2 separate regions of the Mus musculus genome follow, and region 1 is linked to region 2. Evidence: chromatin loops called from intact Hi-C (ENCODE). Cell type or tissue: left cerebral cortex. All regions are shown on one strand.

Region 1 (8,000 bases), 240 kb before region 2:
ACTACTTTAAGGGGTAATTTTTACATTGAAACCCAAACTCTGCCCCATAGTTATTGAATATGCTCCACCTTACATGCTGAATTATGATGTCCAGAAACAGTTCCTTAAAGAAGATTCATGTGGATGCTATTAGAGAATACGTAATACATAGGGCCATTGAACATAACTCCTGCTCCTCTTTCTATTCTGTTGAAGTCAAGTAACAGCAAATCCAAGATCTTGGCCCAATCTTTGTACTTAACTGTCTCCTAGAAAGATCATCTACAGACTTCATTTACTTCATAACTCTATGTCTCTCTCCCCCAATCTATATCTCCCCCTTGGTCTGTGTAACTTTCTCTTTCTTACACACACACACACACACACACACACACACACACACACACACACACACAGAGGCTGGAAACATAAGTACATGCATATCATATCCTAAGTGATTCTGTTCCTAAATGTGCATGGACAATATGTGAAAAATAATTTTAAAAGCTCAAAAGTAAAATATACTCAAGAGAATAACTGCTAAGAAATTATAATCTAACCAATTAAACTTTCATGTGTCATGACTCTTACACTCAGAGATTTGAACAAAGGAATCAATCTCATGTGAATTCCATTAGTCATTCTGGCTGGTATTTTAGACTAAAGTAAGTAAAAATAGGCAGAACCAAGCAAGTCCTGTGAATCATAAGCTGTTTCCTTATTTCAAAAATACCAGTCCCTTTGTGGAAGTCATCTGGGATCCCCACTCTGTGAGTTTATGAAAACATTGGAGATATTCATTGGATATTCAATTCATTCCATCGTATAGAATCATCATTTTTATAAATATCATATCATTAACCATCATCACACAGAACAGAATTCAAAATGTATATAAGCTTTATGCCATCTCTCAGGAAATAATTGGAGAAAACAGTGGACTGGCTTGGTCCAAAAGAATGACCTCAATCGAGATTCTGTCTAGAATAGCAGTGTTTGTCACTATTGATCTCTAAATGCCTTCAGCCTGTCACCACAGTGTTTCTTCAGCCAACAAGTCTGTGCTTGCACTTGTAGAGGATCATTTCTATGTTCTAGGACTTTTGCTACTGTTTGGACATTTTTCACATTGAATTTGTCATTAAAGTTATGTATTAAGCGTCTATTGATTATTTTACTAAAGAGTTTTATTTGTTTTAAATAAACTTTGGGTGCATCCTTGCTATCACAGTAGGCATGTCCAATTGTCTGGTCTTCTGTTTTTGTTTTCCTCCAGTGAGAGGAAAAACAAAACATTCATGCTGCTTCTGTTGATGTGCTCTTTACCATACAGTAGGATTGGAAAGACATTACATACTCTACTATTAGTCAGAAAAGAACCTTCTCTATGGAGTGGGAATTGGACCACTGCATTAAATAGTTTTCTGGACCTAGCAGTTGGGAAGAAGAAAATTCACTTACCTCATAGCTTGTCTTTGTGAGTTGCTATAGCAGTGCTAAGAGAACATATCAGAGGAAACCAGAAAAACAATGCCATTATATAAGTTAAAAATATCTAGAGGAGAGATTGAGTATATTCTTTGCCTAAGTAAAATTCTCTTGGCCTTTTTATTATATTACTATGTAACAGTGTATGTGTATGCATGTGTGTGTGTGTATAAATCAATAGGGAAGGTTGTTTGACCCAATTAACATTATCTGTTTTTTAAAAAAGTAATCATTAATACCCCCATCTGTGGCAGGTGGGAGAGCTGTTCCTGCCCCTCAGCAGCTGTAGCCCTTGGGAGAGTGGGTTCTGCACTTCACCTGGACAACCCGGTAGAGCTGACCCTGGTATCAGAGTCAAGGATGAGCTGGCCTCATTAGTTCTCCACTGTGCTTGGGTGAGGGAGAGACATCCTCTGTTCCCTGCACAGGCTACAGCATATTAGACAGTGGGCAACCTTTTGGAGTGGTCCTAGTCATGGGGGAAAGCCATCCCTGCAGGTATGAGTACAGGAGGGCTGGTTCCTAATCAGTAACAGCATTGGGTGAGCTAGGTGGGGCAATGCCGGAGAGTTAACATTAGTGGTGTGAGTGTGCATTAGGTGGTGAGCTCAGCTACCACCTGGGCCCAGATCCAGGGCTTTGAGTAGGTCCAGTCCAAGATCTATAGCATCTATGAACTGCTGGAACACATGGAATGGCTGGTCCTACATATTCAAAGCTGCAGAATATGTATGACACAGGACAACAACAGACTATCAGAGTGGAATACAGATGAGGGTCCAGAATTGTTGGTGTAACAGAAGCCAAAAGCCTTGAAGTGCTAGAACCCAGACAAATAATTTATTTAAATAATCATTTGTAAGTGTGGACCAAAGAGTATACTGTAGGACAAACTGTGACATACTGCAGCTTCCACAATAACTATGCTTTTCTTTTGTAGGGAAGGTTGCAAGGTCAGAGGGTAGGCACAAAGGCACAAAGAGATGAATGCAATTGGGGTGCCTGGTGTGAAATTCACAAAGGATAAAAAAAAGTTAAATAAAAGATATTGGTCAAAAACAAGAAAAAAAAGAAGAATGTAAAAGAAAGAAGGAAAGAAAGAAAAAGAGTGAGAGAGAGGGAAGGAGGAAGAGACATAGGGATGTGGAACATTCATTTCCATCATTATCCATCGTTATCAGGACAGCATTGGCATGTGGATTCTCTACTAAGAGCTTAAAACCTCTAAGGAATACATTTTAACTACTTAAAATTTATTATATAATAACAATATACTAGTTCTCAGGAAAGTGAGAGTTGGGTTTCTTTAAGGATGTATGTAGTCCCTGGATGCACCCACATGCAAGTAGATGATGATGCACTGACATACAAACTCATGGCACTAAGCAGACTCGGTAGGTGAAACAAACAGGCAAACAAACCTCCACCCCCCCACAACAACAACAACAACAACAACAAAAGCCCCATGGAATTGGAAAAGAATGGTGGTAGAGGGTATAGGGAAGATGAGGAGTAGAGTGTGTCTGTTTTTGAACCATATCATATGTGCATATGAAATCTTCAAACAAAAATAAATTGAAAGGTTGAATAATTGAGGTATGTTTTTCTATTTTCCTTCTCTTGCACCCCGACTGTCCAATAATGAATGAATTGTTAGCTTTCATAGAATGACTAAGAACATAGCATGTTTCATTTTACTCATATCAGTTGTGAATTTCAATGTATTTACTATTTAATGTATTTAATTTGGAAAGGAATGAAATCAAACATGGTTTCACTATTGGAGGTAGCATAATAAACTGATCTATAAAATGTAAACTCATTTATTTTCTTTGTTTTTCTTTTTACATATTTTTCTAAATGTTACCATTTTCAGTAACAGAGCTTAGAAATGTTTCTTCATGGATTTGTTCCATATATTCATTTTTTATCTTCTATTACCAGAAAAATAACAATAAAGATGTTCAAAAAGTTGGACTTCTTACAGTGCTACTGACATTGCATGTGGAACAATGCCCTGAACATGAAACTTCTCTGAATTTCCATTGTACCTTTTGCTGGGGCTGTTAATGGAGTTTACCTCCATAAAAGGGCAGGGTAAGACAAGTTACACCAAGGTCTTTGATGAGTAGATTGAGGAGAAAAGAGTAGATATTCTCAATCAAACACAAAAGCAAGTTATGCAGTGACCCCCCCCCCCCCCCCCGCCCCAGGCGTGTGCCTGTGAGGATTTCTCCTTTTCACTTTGAGTAACAAAGACGGGAAATCACTTTTGCTATAATTTTGCCATGATAGCTAAGCTACTATTTGCTGTATAAAATGAAACAATTTTTGGATCGTGTTGTTTGTTAGCAAACTCTTCTTCCAAGGTCTGCATCTTGTCAAAGATGGGTTCTTCTCAACAGCTTTGAGTTGATACTACCAAAAGCTGTCATAGAAAACAGAACACACATAATGAATTTTCTAGTTTCTCTATTCTCTTCATAAAGCGAGGTAGGTAGATGGTGTACAGTGTTAGGCATTAATCTCCTGCTTCATATTAAAGATCTCAAAGGGATAGGGCTGTGGTATAAAACCGGCAGTATTCATTCAGTAGCCTCTGCAGAATAAAGCCAGTGCAAATCAAACTGCACATTTTCAGTATCTTGAAAACGCAAATCTGCAAAGACCATTCACCTAGACTTCAGTATTCACTGTCAGCAGCCCTGCTTGCTACTCTTAAGAACCAAAACCAGCCTTCAATTAAATACCTAACCTGTGGGGGTGAGAGAGTTGGGTGATAAATGTACTCTCACTTCTAGCAACTAATGGATCTTTTTTTCCTCCCCCAAAGAAAGAGAAACAGAGCAAATCTCCAAGGCTGAGCTTTTGGAGGTGGGTGAAATTTCTTCCTAACACTACACCTAATTATCTGTGTGTACCATCAGCAGAGATTCTCAAGGTAGTGCTTATTGAAACTGACCTGGTGGGCATGCCGGGTCTTAAGGATGAATGAAAAATAACTCTGCTGAACGCTGCTGAATATGTGATAATGTAATTAGTATTCCTGCCAACAGAATTGAAAATGAGATGTTGCATCTCTAGGGACTTTTACAAGTCTCTGTAAATAGTTTTTCTTAAAATATACAAGATACATATGGGCTAAGCAAAAAGGTTCACTCTAAATTAAAATGCTATTATGCTACAGATGATGTAGGTGAAGGGCTTACCAAATCTTCACTTGCAGATTGACAAGGCAAAGCTATCATTTACATATTCCTTAAGTATATTGAGCCCCAAAGGCATTTGGGTTCTTCAAAGAAAAATAAAAGCCATTTGGGTTAGAAATAACACACTAGAGGAATATAATAAAAAACCATGGCTAGTATCTCCATGACTCTAAAAATAAAAGTTAACATTTATGTGATAAAGGAAAAGGAATTCTTGGGGATAAGTTACTTTCTTTCACATTTCAAAATCATGATTTTTTTTTAAAAAGGATGGTGTTTCAAAATTATGGAAGAATGCTGCCTCGATTTGTTTAAAAGATTAAGTCATTTACTGTATTGGCACCAAATCAAGTGAATCTAATCAGTTTTCCCTTGGATATGTTGGTAACTTAGAATTTAAATGTTAATGAGTTCCATTCGGATTATTTACATACAGGTGCATAGGAAATAATCCAGTGGGTTGTTGCCCAATATCTGCAAGCTAAAACTGCACAGACAAGAATTTTATGTTTTTCTTTCTCCCTGAGCATTTGTAAAGGATGAGTGAGCTTCCTTCAGTCTCAGCAGGACTTCCTCTGTCTGGTTGGGTTTCAACACAAAATGATTTCCTCCTCAGAAACAAGCATACAATGCCAGGCCATCTCTTACTGCAACTAGGAATAGAGCTGTATGTTCGTGGCTAAAGTTTCAAGTCAGGAAAATATCTCAAAAGCCTACACTTAGTGGTGTGACTACAAACTGAAATGCATGGAGCTGCAGGTCCGCAGCACCTCAAGAATTTTGCTCGTTGCCACTAAAAAACTGTGTAGCTCCAGAAGCTTCAGTTTTGACCTGTTTAATAATAATAATAATAATAATAATAATAATAATAATAATAATAATAATAATGATAATAATAATAATGTAGTTGGAACCAATTTCTTTTTCATGTATCCAAGTCTGCTGTAGGCTGACTAGTTGCCCACTGCTGTAGACCTGTAGAAGGGAAGCTGAATATGCAATATTGCCATGAAGATTATTTTCAAGTTGACGTCAATGGAAAAGCAATATATGTATATACTATTTACAGAGACTTGTAAAAGTCCCTAGAGATGCAACATCTCATTTTCAATTCTGTTGACAGGAATACTAATTACATTATCACATATTCAGCAGCATTCAGCAGAGTTATTTTTCATTCATATATATATATATTTAAATATATTTTTCATTCATATATATATATTTAAATATATATAAATATATATATTTAAATTTCCCTTTCCACTGGTTGCCTAAAAGCAGGATAGAAATTTAGAACCCTTCATTGTTGATGATGAAGGGCAGAGCCGATTCCTGAAGATTCTTTGTAATCTGCTCATTTTGGAAATGACTCCAGAAGAATCTACTAATGGACTTTACTAACTAGCCATATCTACCATGAAGCTCTGCATTGATCTCCTGAAACTTCTTGTCTCTTGAGACAAAGCATCTTTTTTTTTAATTGGTTCTGTGACATTTCTGAAAATCTTTTGTGGGTATCATGCCATACATAGAGAAATACACCTTCCCTGAGGAGCACACATGTGTCAGATGTGTGCTATTATGTATGACAATAAGCTTTCTTGGTTGTTCTCTTGGTTATGTTTGCTACAAAAAGCATAGAAGGTGCTATGATCTACTTACATTCCCTCTGGATCCAGGTAATGCCAATGAGATGCTATTAACCAACAAGGCCAATAAGAAGCTAGGAGGAACAGGACTTGGTGGATCATGCTTATGATCTCAGCACTTGGGAGGCTAGAACAGGAGGGTTGTCATGGACTTGCGGTCATCATGACTGACATAGTGGATTTCAGGCCAGCTTGGCCTACAGAATGAGTTACTCTTTTGAAAACCAAAACGTATAAATAAATGAAGGTTTCATGCTATGTCTAGCTAGCTTTTTCTTGTGCTTTCTCTCATATTTTTTTTTTCTTCTGCCCTTTGAAAATCTCCATCTGCCCTGACCTTCTTTTTGGTGCTCCTGGCTTAGACATTTCTTCCTTTTATTTACTTTTTTGTTTGTTTTTTGAGACAGAGTTCTTTAGCCCAGGCTCTCCTGAAACTCACTGTACCACTGAACATGTCCTTGAAATTCTCATCCTTCTGGCTGACCTTGCCAGTGCTGAGGTTAGAGGCATGCAGCAGTATATCCAGCTGCAAATACTTCTTCAACACATCAGCTTCCCCTTTTAAAGAGTGAATAGACACTATTTATCAAACAGTTATAATGGAACAGATGCTAAAATGGGGTCTTTCTATGCATACATCTCTCTGTGGTGATATGCCTATAGCCCTAATACTATTCAATATCTCATTCATTCACACATTCATTGTTTCATTTAATATATTCATTGAATACTGTCATATATCTAATATTTTATTAAATGCTAGAGATACAATAGAGAGTAGAATGGAGCTTTTGACTTTAAACAAGAACTATGATAAGAGTTACCTACAATTCTTTGTTTATCCTTGGTTTTATAAACAATACAAAATAAAATTTCTAAATACATAGAAGCTTGAGTTAAAGATGGAAAACCTGAGAAGCCTGAGAATTTGTTTAACAGAGCTAACTTTAAGGGTGTTCTGGAAAGGGTTACAAATTGTCATCCACCCTTCTCAGGTTTTGCATTACTATTGGTCCACTAGCATAGTAAAATCTGGGTCCAGGAAGCATTGAGATTCAACTGCCTACTTATCACAGCCCATTTCACATGCATCTCCCTCTTTCTCCATTTCTTCCTTCCAGAATCATCTTGTCAGAAAATTCATTGTAGGCCTCACACAATTTATCTTAAAAGATTAGCATCTTTGAGCTGTGTGATGACTGTTACAAAATTAGCATATTATTGAAGCACAGGATTTCAAATTCGGTGATTCAGAAATAGGAAAATTCTGCCCAGGAAATGGTTTTCCTGAAACATAACATTATAGAACCCACTAGTGAGGATTCATTTATGAAGAAAGATGCCACTGTTCTTAGCCATGTCTGCAGAAAACTAGTATAGTAGAGTCAAACTAACAAAGCAATTTCTTAGCATATGTATTTCTTAGGTCCTATTTTGTAAACGCAATGTACATCATCTTTAATCAAGGTTAATTTCAGAAATGAGGATTTGGGCATCTGAAAGGGTATTAGCTAGAAAGGTTGATAAAGACATCTGAAAGGAAGGGAAGTAAACTTCTTTTCCTAAGGATGTGTCCTGGCACTCAGGTCTTTATCCTGACAGCATACAGATTTCCTGACTTTCAAACTGACACCCATAAATATTCTTGCTCAGTGGGTCTTTGGGTTCCCCG
Region 2 (8,000 bases):
ACCTTACTAGTCCCCCTGAGTTACCTTTCCTCCTTAATAACACTGATCATGGCTGCAAAAATGATACTTTAAGATATTGTTTTTCATTCCTTTGTGAGAAACTCTGCAATGTCTCCATGACTTGCCCCCGGGCTTAATGCTGTATTGCCCTTTATCCCTTAGAACCTAGCTATCTTCCTGTAGCTAAAGGAAACTCATTGATTTTTGCCAAAGTCTCTAAGTAGCTTCTCATCTGTGGGCCTTGCATCTAGCTTATCCATCCTCATGGTAAATCTCCTGCCATTCTTCAGAATGCACCTACAATCTCATTTTCCCACTGGGGTCTACCCTCATGGTCCTAGGCAATGCTTGCACTTGATGATACACAGCCTTCCCTACTGTCCTGCATGTTCTACTCTGTTATTGTGCTTTTCCAAGAGTACACAGTGTCTTTGTACTGAGTATACTATTTACAAAATGAGTTTATTTAGCTTGCCGTGCTATGGTAAGAAATAACTTCAATCAGTTACTCACAAACTATCTTATTTCCATGAATTGGCTAAGGCTCTTCAGTGACTTGTGTTATTCTGGGTACTCCAAGCTGAATTGTTTTTGTCTGGACAGAAGAGAACAGAAGCTTCTACTTGGAAATAACACTTATCATAATCACTACCATTTCATTATCTAAAACAAATTGTATAACTAAGTCAATATAGGAAGTGTGTTTCTCCAGCAAAGGAGGGGGGAGCATCAGCTACTGGTAACTGCTAGAATCTCTTGGGCAGGCCTTCTTGTCGATTTTCATTTTGCTTTGCTTTTTTTCCCTGATAAACATTCAGTAACTAAAACAGAGCCTTGGATATAGTAATTATTAAGTAACTGTCGAATAAATGCATGAATGAAAATACACTATTTTATATGGTTTTGAATTCCCATAATCATTTAAATATGTATACTTAGTGCAATACATAAATATTATAGTCAATGCAAAAGGTGTTTCTCATTTTGGAAAAAGAAAAGAAGGTTATGGTATTGTTTTCAAAGAACAATTTATTGGTTTTAAGTTGACTTCCAGTTCAGATACATGAATATTGAAAGGATAATGAATAATAAAAAACAGGGCTTGACTGCTTGCTAATCATGTAGTTTTATAATTGGCTCCATGGTCTCATATACCTTTCTCTCTAATGGAATCAACATTGGAAGTTGCTAATGTAGGACATATTTCAAGGCTAGGCTAGGCAAATACTGTGTTTTTCTTTATTTTTTGGGTGCGGGAATTTTAGTAGGTTTCTTCTGGGATACTTTCTCTAAAAAGAATGCCAGTTGATGGCATCTTGGCGTTAGTATTCCTAATTAAGAAAAGAGTTAAAGAAGGGAGATGTCTTTTTTAGTTTCCTCCTCCACCATGGGTGGTATCTGGTTAATAAGACACACAAGAAGCTGTGACAGCTATGTTCTGACCTTGAAATCACAAACATAATGAAAAGGCAAACACATAGAGAAAAAACAAATATAGTGGTGGATAGCCATTTATCACAATTTGAGATGCTAGAATAATCTTGCAATTGACAATCTATGGAAATCTCAGTGAGTGAACTATACATATTCTCACACAGTGTTCCTGGACACTAGTTTTTATCCTGAGGTGAACACAATAGAATGGAACAAATTACTTAGGGGAAATCAACGTGGAAAAAAACCCCAAAAACTTCAGATGAAAGTATGTTTCAAAATATCAGAAATGGGTAAGAAATTATAGATCAAAATCAAACCTCTGGGATATTGGTAGTGCATTTGATTGTTTAAAATACAAGAACCTAATTTGTTTGACTAAGTGCAAACAGGAAAATATTAGAAAATATGATGATTAGTACTTGAACTGTTCCAGAGAAGTAAATTGAATAATTTTGTTATTTGTAAACCAGATGTTTGAACAATTATATGCACTTAGTTATAAATTAAAGAATTCAATTCTGTGGTTTACTAGTGCATTTGCTGGAAAATACAAGAATATAAGCAGGCCTTTGAAGTAATTTAGCATGGGTTTGAGGCTAAACATAGCTCCATAATTCCAAAGTCTTTGAGTCATAAATTTGGTTATAGCTACCAATCAATATGTGACTTTAGGTAATATGGATCACTCAAGGTGGGGAGGGCACTGGTCTTTTCTAACACAGGAAAATGGTGGGTTGCAGGAGGGCCTGCAGAAGTAATAGAAATAGCATTGCTTCTAAGGAAAAATGAATAAAATAAGGAAGGGAAGTAAAGGCATTGCTGTGTGTTCTGAGTGCTGATAAATTTAGTTAGCTAATTATTCTGAGTTAAAGTGTTATTTGTTATTTGCCTTGTGACGTAAGTATTAAGAATAAGAAAGCCTGTTTTGCCATGGCAGCTCAACTACAAGCTTGGACTAAAGTGGTTCTCTTCCTGGGTCCTATCTTTAGCATGCACTCTAGGCCATTACAACACCAATTTTGTTAAATAGCATAAATTTGCACTGGTGTTCCTCTAAAGAAGGAAAAAAAACTTTCTTGAACCTTATCAGTGAGACTTAGCCTTTTGATTTTGAATGCTTCTAAGATCTCAGGGAATTTGAGTAATGTCTGTATAGCAAAATCTGTTTCCAAGTATATCCCTAGAAACAGGCAAAATGGAAGACAAACGTATTTCCAGATTTCAGCTTTGATAAAATGATGCAGGTATAAGTCTTCCTAAATATAGAGGAGATAAAAGACTTTTGGCTTTGTCATGCTTGTCCCATGTACCCTTCTGGTGTGGAACCTTATATTATCCTCAGAGTGAACTACACGATCTGCTGTTCCAAGTGCAATAAGAAATTGTGGTTCTCCCACCAGGAATCAGATTCCAGTCTCCTCCTCAGATAGGACTGTCCCTACAACTAGTTCAAAGCCTCTAATTTGGAACATTCTCCTTACCTAGCATGAGCATAGGAAGCCAGCACATAAGTTCTCCACCAAGAGTGACTTCTTGACTGCTCTTGCTCTTAGGCCCTGGTTTTCCCCTTCATATACTTGTAACTTCCTACCCAGGTTATGAGCATCGTGGGTCATTTCTGATCCTACAATCTATTTTTACTCACTTTGTAGCTGCGCTTTAGTAGATACTATATCATAATTAGTCTTGTCCTTTGTCTCTGATGACAGCAGAAGCAAGGATAAATCCTGCTCTTCAGTTGTCAGAAGTAAAATCTTGATTAGTATTGTGGAAACAAATGTCTGGCACAGAGAACCATCCACTCATTCTCTCTGCACTCAGGTCAACATTCTCCAGGGAACTATATTTCCAGGGCTTTACAGGGACTGTAAGGATACACACACAACATGAGAAACTCCTTAAAAAGAGAAATTGTTTTCTCCATTCTGATATGTAATCCCTTTCTTTCCTGTTATAAGCTAGGGCATTGCTGTGCAATGTCACATTTGAGAAATAGCTCAACAATCAAAAAGTAATTAAAACCAATCCCATACTTTGCTGACATTTCTTGAAGATGGGCCACAGAATTTAATACATAATTCATATCAATGTCTTCACACTCTGCCACTGCCCCCAAACCTTTTCATCCACACTTTATAATCTATTCTCAGAAAATCTTACAGAAGCTCATTTTATCTGAATCCTTACTACCTTTATCCTATTCAATTTTCTGTTTTATTTTCCATAAGCATAGATCAATGTTCCCCTGATTTTTCTTATTGCAATATTCCTCCACTAGGAAGGACTGAGGATTTTCCTGAGAGGCTTAAAACTTGAAACACACACACTCATTCACAAACACAAATAAATATACACTCAATTTTACACACACACACATACACATACACAGAGAGACACACACAACACAGACACAGACACAGAGAGACAGAGGCAGAGAGAGACAAAGACAGAAACAGAGCTAACAGGCTAACACAGATAGTGAAAGACAATTTTCATAAAAGAACAAAAAGATTGGAACATGCATAATTAAACATCTTTTAACACCCCCATCTCCCTGAGAATCATTGTCAATGCCTCGGTTCACCTTTTTTTCTTTTGGGGGCTAGGAGGAGAATCAGTCTTACTGAGCTCACACAACCCTGTGCTTGGAGCAGAGAGCCAAGACTCCTTCTGTTTATTACGAGAAGGAGCTCAAGGTACTTAGTTTTAAGCTGCACCAAATCTGGTATCATTTATCTGTTTATGCTATTTTTTTTAAAGCCTTTAAAAATTCAGTGCAGAACAACAACAACAAAAAAGCAAATTGTCCTTTGATTCTATAATGGCTTTTATTCCCCAGAACTGCAGTGTGCAAATAAAAGAAAGCAAATTATGTTCTGAATTAAACTTTTTTTGCTTCAGCTAGGCTGAGTCACCTTTGACGTTATTTTTCTTTTCTTTTTTTAAAAGAGTTTCTGGCTGTACATCTAGAGCTATTTAAAAAAATGTCACATAGAAATCTGCAAACTTTAGGATGTTCTACTCCAGGCAAATAATCTAAAGAAATGGAGCTAAGCTGAATTTACCCCTTATTTCCCTAGGCTTTGGTTTCTATCCAAGTCTATCGGTATCTATAGTAGCATCCAGAATATTAAAGCACAGCCATTATAGATGTGGGCCTCTCTGGGCCTGTTGAATGCACCACAGATGGCAAAATGTGACTGGAGAGGGAATATAAATGTATTAAACTTCACCTTGCATATATCTGATAGTAGAAAGAGAACTAAATGCAATGCATATTTTAGGAAATGACTTCAGAATGTTCTTCATCCTTCTTCGTAGCCAAGCATACAAGGAGGACTCTCATTGTAGTGCTAGAGAAAAGCACGTGAGATAGAAATGCTTGGTAGACAAAGGAGAGAGATAGGCATAAACATCTTTTAGCTCCTGTCTTTTCCTATGATGTAGGGGATTTGTTCTTCTCATGAATGCTAGCTATGGGCAGTAGCAACTTCACATTTCCCTTGTGGATCCTGGGGACAGAATTCTAATGAGAAGGCAGTTGGAGGCAGAGGGTGTGTCCAGACATGGTTCACACAGATGTAGAGTAGTTTAAGGAGACTGTTCAGTACCTTGAAAGATAATGATGGTGATCATGCCAGAAGATGGCTGGCTATCATCCTGTCTCAACCTTTGCTACTTTTGGGCCATGCCTTTGTAATCCTGACCAGTGAAAAGTAGAGTTGTTACTTTAGGAATTTTTCTGAGAAGCACTAAGTAAATGAAACCGTAAGGAGAGTAGCGACATCTCCTACTCAGGATAGGATATGGGAAGAGGCATTTTAGCTGTGGCTCATGGATTCTACAGTCTATGTAACTTCTTCCTAAATTCCATCTATGTAAGTAATTAACTGTCAGATCTTCAGTAGGTACTTTGCCTCTGTGATCCCCAAATTCTTCAGTCTCTTTTTTTTGTGTGTGTGTGGGGGGGGGTGTTCAAGACAGAGTTTCTCTGTGTAGCCCTGGCTGTCCTGGAACTCACTCTCTAGACCAAGCTGGACTTGAACTCAGAAATCCACCTGCCTTTGCCTCCCAAGTGCTGGTATAAAGGCATGTGCCACCACTTCCAGGCTTCTTCAGTCTTAACAATCCCCCACCTAAGATTTTTGGCTCCATCTCTTCAAAATTTTTATGTTAAATAACACACTTGCCTGAGGTTATATGGACATGGAAATTTTGACAAAGTTCAGAAGATATTCCTTGGTACATCTTAGATGGTAATGAATTATATATAAATCACCATCACTGACATTATCATTATACCACAACCAAATATTTCTCCACATGTACCAAATTTCCATGTGCCCTATGCATCAATTAACTCAAAAAAGATGAGTGCTTGTGTTGGCCAAGACCTCGTACTGATTTGGGAAGCTGTTTGCAAAGTAGAAAGACCTACACATAAGCTGCCCATGGTGGTCTTCTGATCACTATGTGCAAAGCACCAGAAGTACTTGACTCACTGTAGAGGGTAAGCAGGTCTCACAGGAGAGAAGGCATATTTGAAGTAGTTCTAAAGGATGGACAGAGATCATCAGATGAGGATGCAATGAAAGATGGTGAACTACAAAAGATTGAGTAGCATGTTTATGGGAATCCAAAGTTGAAAGCAAAGTCAATTAGTGTTTAGTTCTTAAAAATAAAATACTCATTTGAGTGAAGGGAAATTGTCATGGATTGAGGTGGGGGACTAGCATATAGGAAAGTGAAGTGCATCTAGAGGTTTCACTAGGGCTGAGGGACTGGTGCCTATTCATGTGTGTGTATGGAAAATCCATTGGAAGACTTGTCAGGAAATGTCACCCCAGGGCTTTTGTATCTGACATGCAATTGTGGTATGTTGTGAAGGTTTTATTTGGAGGAAATTGTAGATGAGATGAAGAAACACAAATGAGAAAATTTTTACTCTAAAGAGGCATTTTAGACCAGAGCTAGTGCTGGTATAGGGAACAAGGCACAGTTCAGAAAAGGAAAGGCAAGGGACTTCTGCTGTCTTTATACCTCCATGGATACACTTAATACACCAAAAAGATATTAACTTTTCTAGATATCCCAATGAAAAACCAAACAGTTCTTAAGTAATCCATTGTTTCCACCTGGAGATAGCTTAAGTTATCTAAGGGTATTTTGAGCTTGTAAAAAATTGTTATTTTCCTCTTTTAAAAATTAGTGTTGAAAATTAAACTTCACACTTCAAAGAAAGACACCATATATACATTAATTTATTATGAAACATCACTATATTTCTACAAGTCTGCCACAATCTGAATATCTTTGAACTTGTATCCAAGGTGACCTCCTGTTCACTTTGCGTTAACTGCTGCTGTGACTCTTTTTAATAGAATATTTTCAAGGGTGCATTTGTCTACATAATCTGGTTTATAGATAGCTGAATTAAGAAGGCAGCTGACCAGAGAGAAAATATCTTTTAGAGTAGTATGTTTTCTTAGTGATTGTGAATGAGTTAGGCTAGCTTATGGTACAAACTTTTACAGAGTAAAGACTTAAAGTTAAGAGACCAAACATCAAGGAACTTCCACACCTACCTCTCTCCAAGTGAATTTTATAATAGATGCATTGTTGGAAACCAGCAAAATATTTTTAAAGCAAGCACATTTACATTTCATTTCTAACAGGGATCATTAACAAATGTATCTATATGTCTCATATGCCCAAATCACCTGCATGAACACTACACAGCACAATAATTATTCCTTAGGTCAGCACTGAAGAGAGTTGTATGGACATGTCTATCATGTGCCCCTGGGAAGATCATCTTCTCTCAGCCTCAGTTTTCTCTCTGCAACTCAGGGAAAACAACAAGAATTGTAACAGTATTTATAGTTCATCATGGGGACCAAATAAATAAAATAATAAAATGATTTGAAGTTTGGAAATTTTAGAAAAATACTACTGAGAAGAAACAATATAAAATTTTGTAAATGAAGAAGTACAAATTTCTCTTGCAATGGAAATAAAGTTATTCAATCAACTCCCTATGAAGATGAGACTTTTACTCATAGTCTGGGTTCTTTTTTTTTTCCTCAGATCAATAAGAACATCTGAACATGCACCAAAAGCATTTAATTATTATATACTAGTCATAGTACTTAAGTTGTGGCCCTAAAAGAGTAAGAAGACATGGTCTTTCCTAGAAAACTTAGTGTCTATGGTATAAAAAGTACTTAAACTACTAATTACAGTGCAAGCTAGAAGGTAGTGAGAGGTTGGTGATCTATAGACATGCCAGTGCTTGCTACCTCACAGAGTAGAAAACTTACATATATTCATAAAAAGCTGATGTTAGAATGTCAGCTATCTCATAAACAGAGGATTGGAGAGTGTGGTACATATTTTTATTAAGAGTGAGTTCTATTGCAAGCTTGTACAACTACTCTGAAAGTCAGTCTGGAGGTTCCTCAGAAAATTGGACATAATACTATCGGAGGGTCTAACAATACCTCTCCTGGGCATATACCCAGAAGAATTTACAACAGGTAATAAGAACACATGCTCCACTATGT

Evidence for each region. Hi-C counts contacts between places; a loop is a spot of excess contacts. Peaks named below come from ENCODE experiments on the same cell type or tissue, not always from the same donor. Only the 100,000 strongest peaks of a DNase experiment are listed, where the experiment ranks them.
Region 1: a loop joins it to region 2, with 4 times the contacts of the local background. A loop is called at or near these places in 2 of 42 quality-filtered maps.

The regions. Positions count from the first base shown.
Region 1 is chr12:46,320,726-46,328,725 of GRCm38, reverse strand. No RefSeq gene overlaps it. Among named protein-coding and RNA genes, the nearest start is that of Gm40416, 120 kb to the right of the region's middle. In left cerebral cortex, no CTCF peak of the experiment used is centred here; DNase peaks (open chromatin) are centred at 704, 4,413 and 5,249; H3K27ac peaks cover 890 bases.
Region 2 is chr12:46,080,007-46,088,006 of GRCm38, reverse strand. All of the region lies in intron 2 of Gm33811 (a long non-coding RNA gene), which reads right to left. Among named protein-coding and RNA genes, the nearest start is that of Gm24948, 100 kb to the right of the region's middle. In left cerebral cortex, no CTCF peak of the experiment used is centred here; DNase peaks (open chromatin) are centred at 510, 4,349 and 4,585; H3K27ac peaks cover 1,646 bases.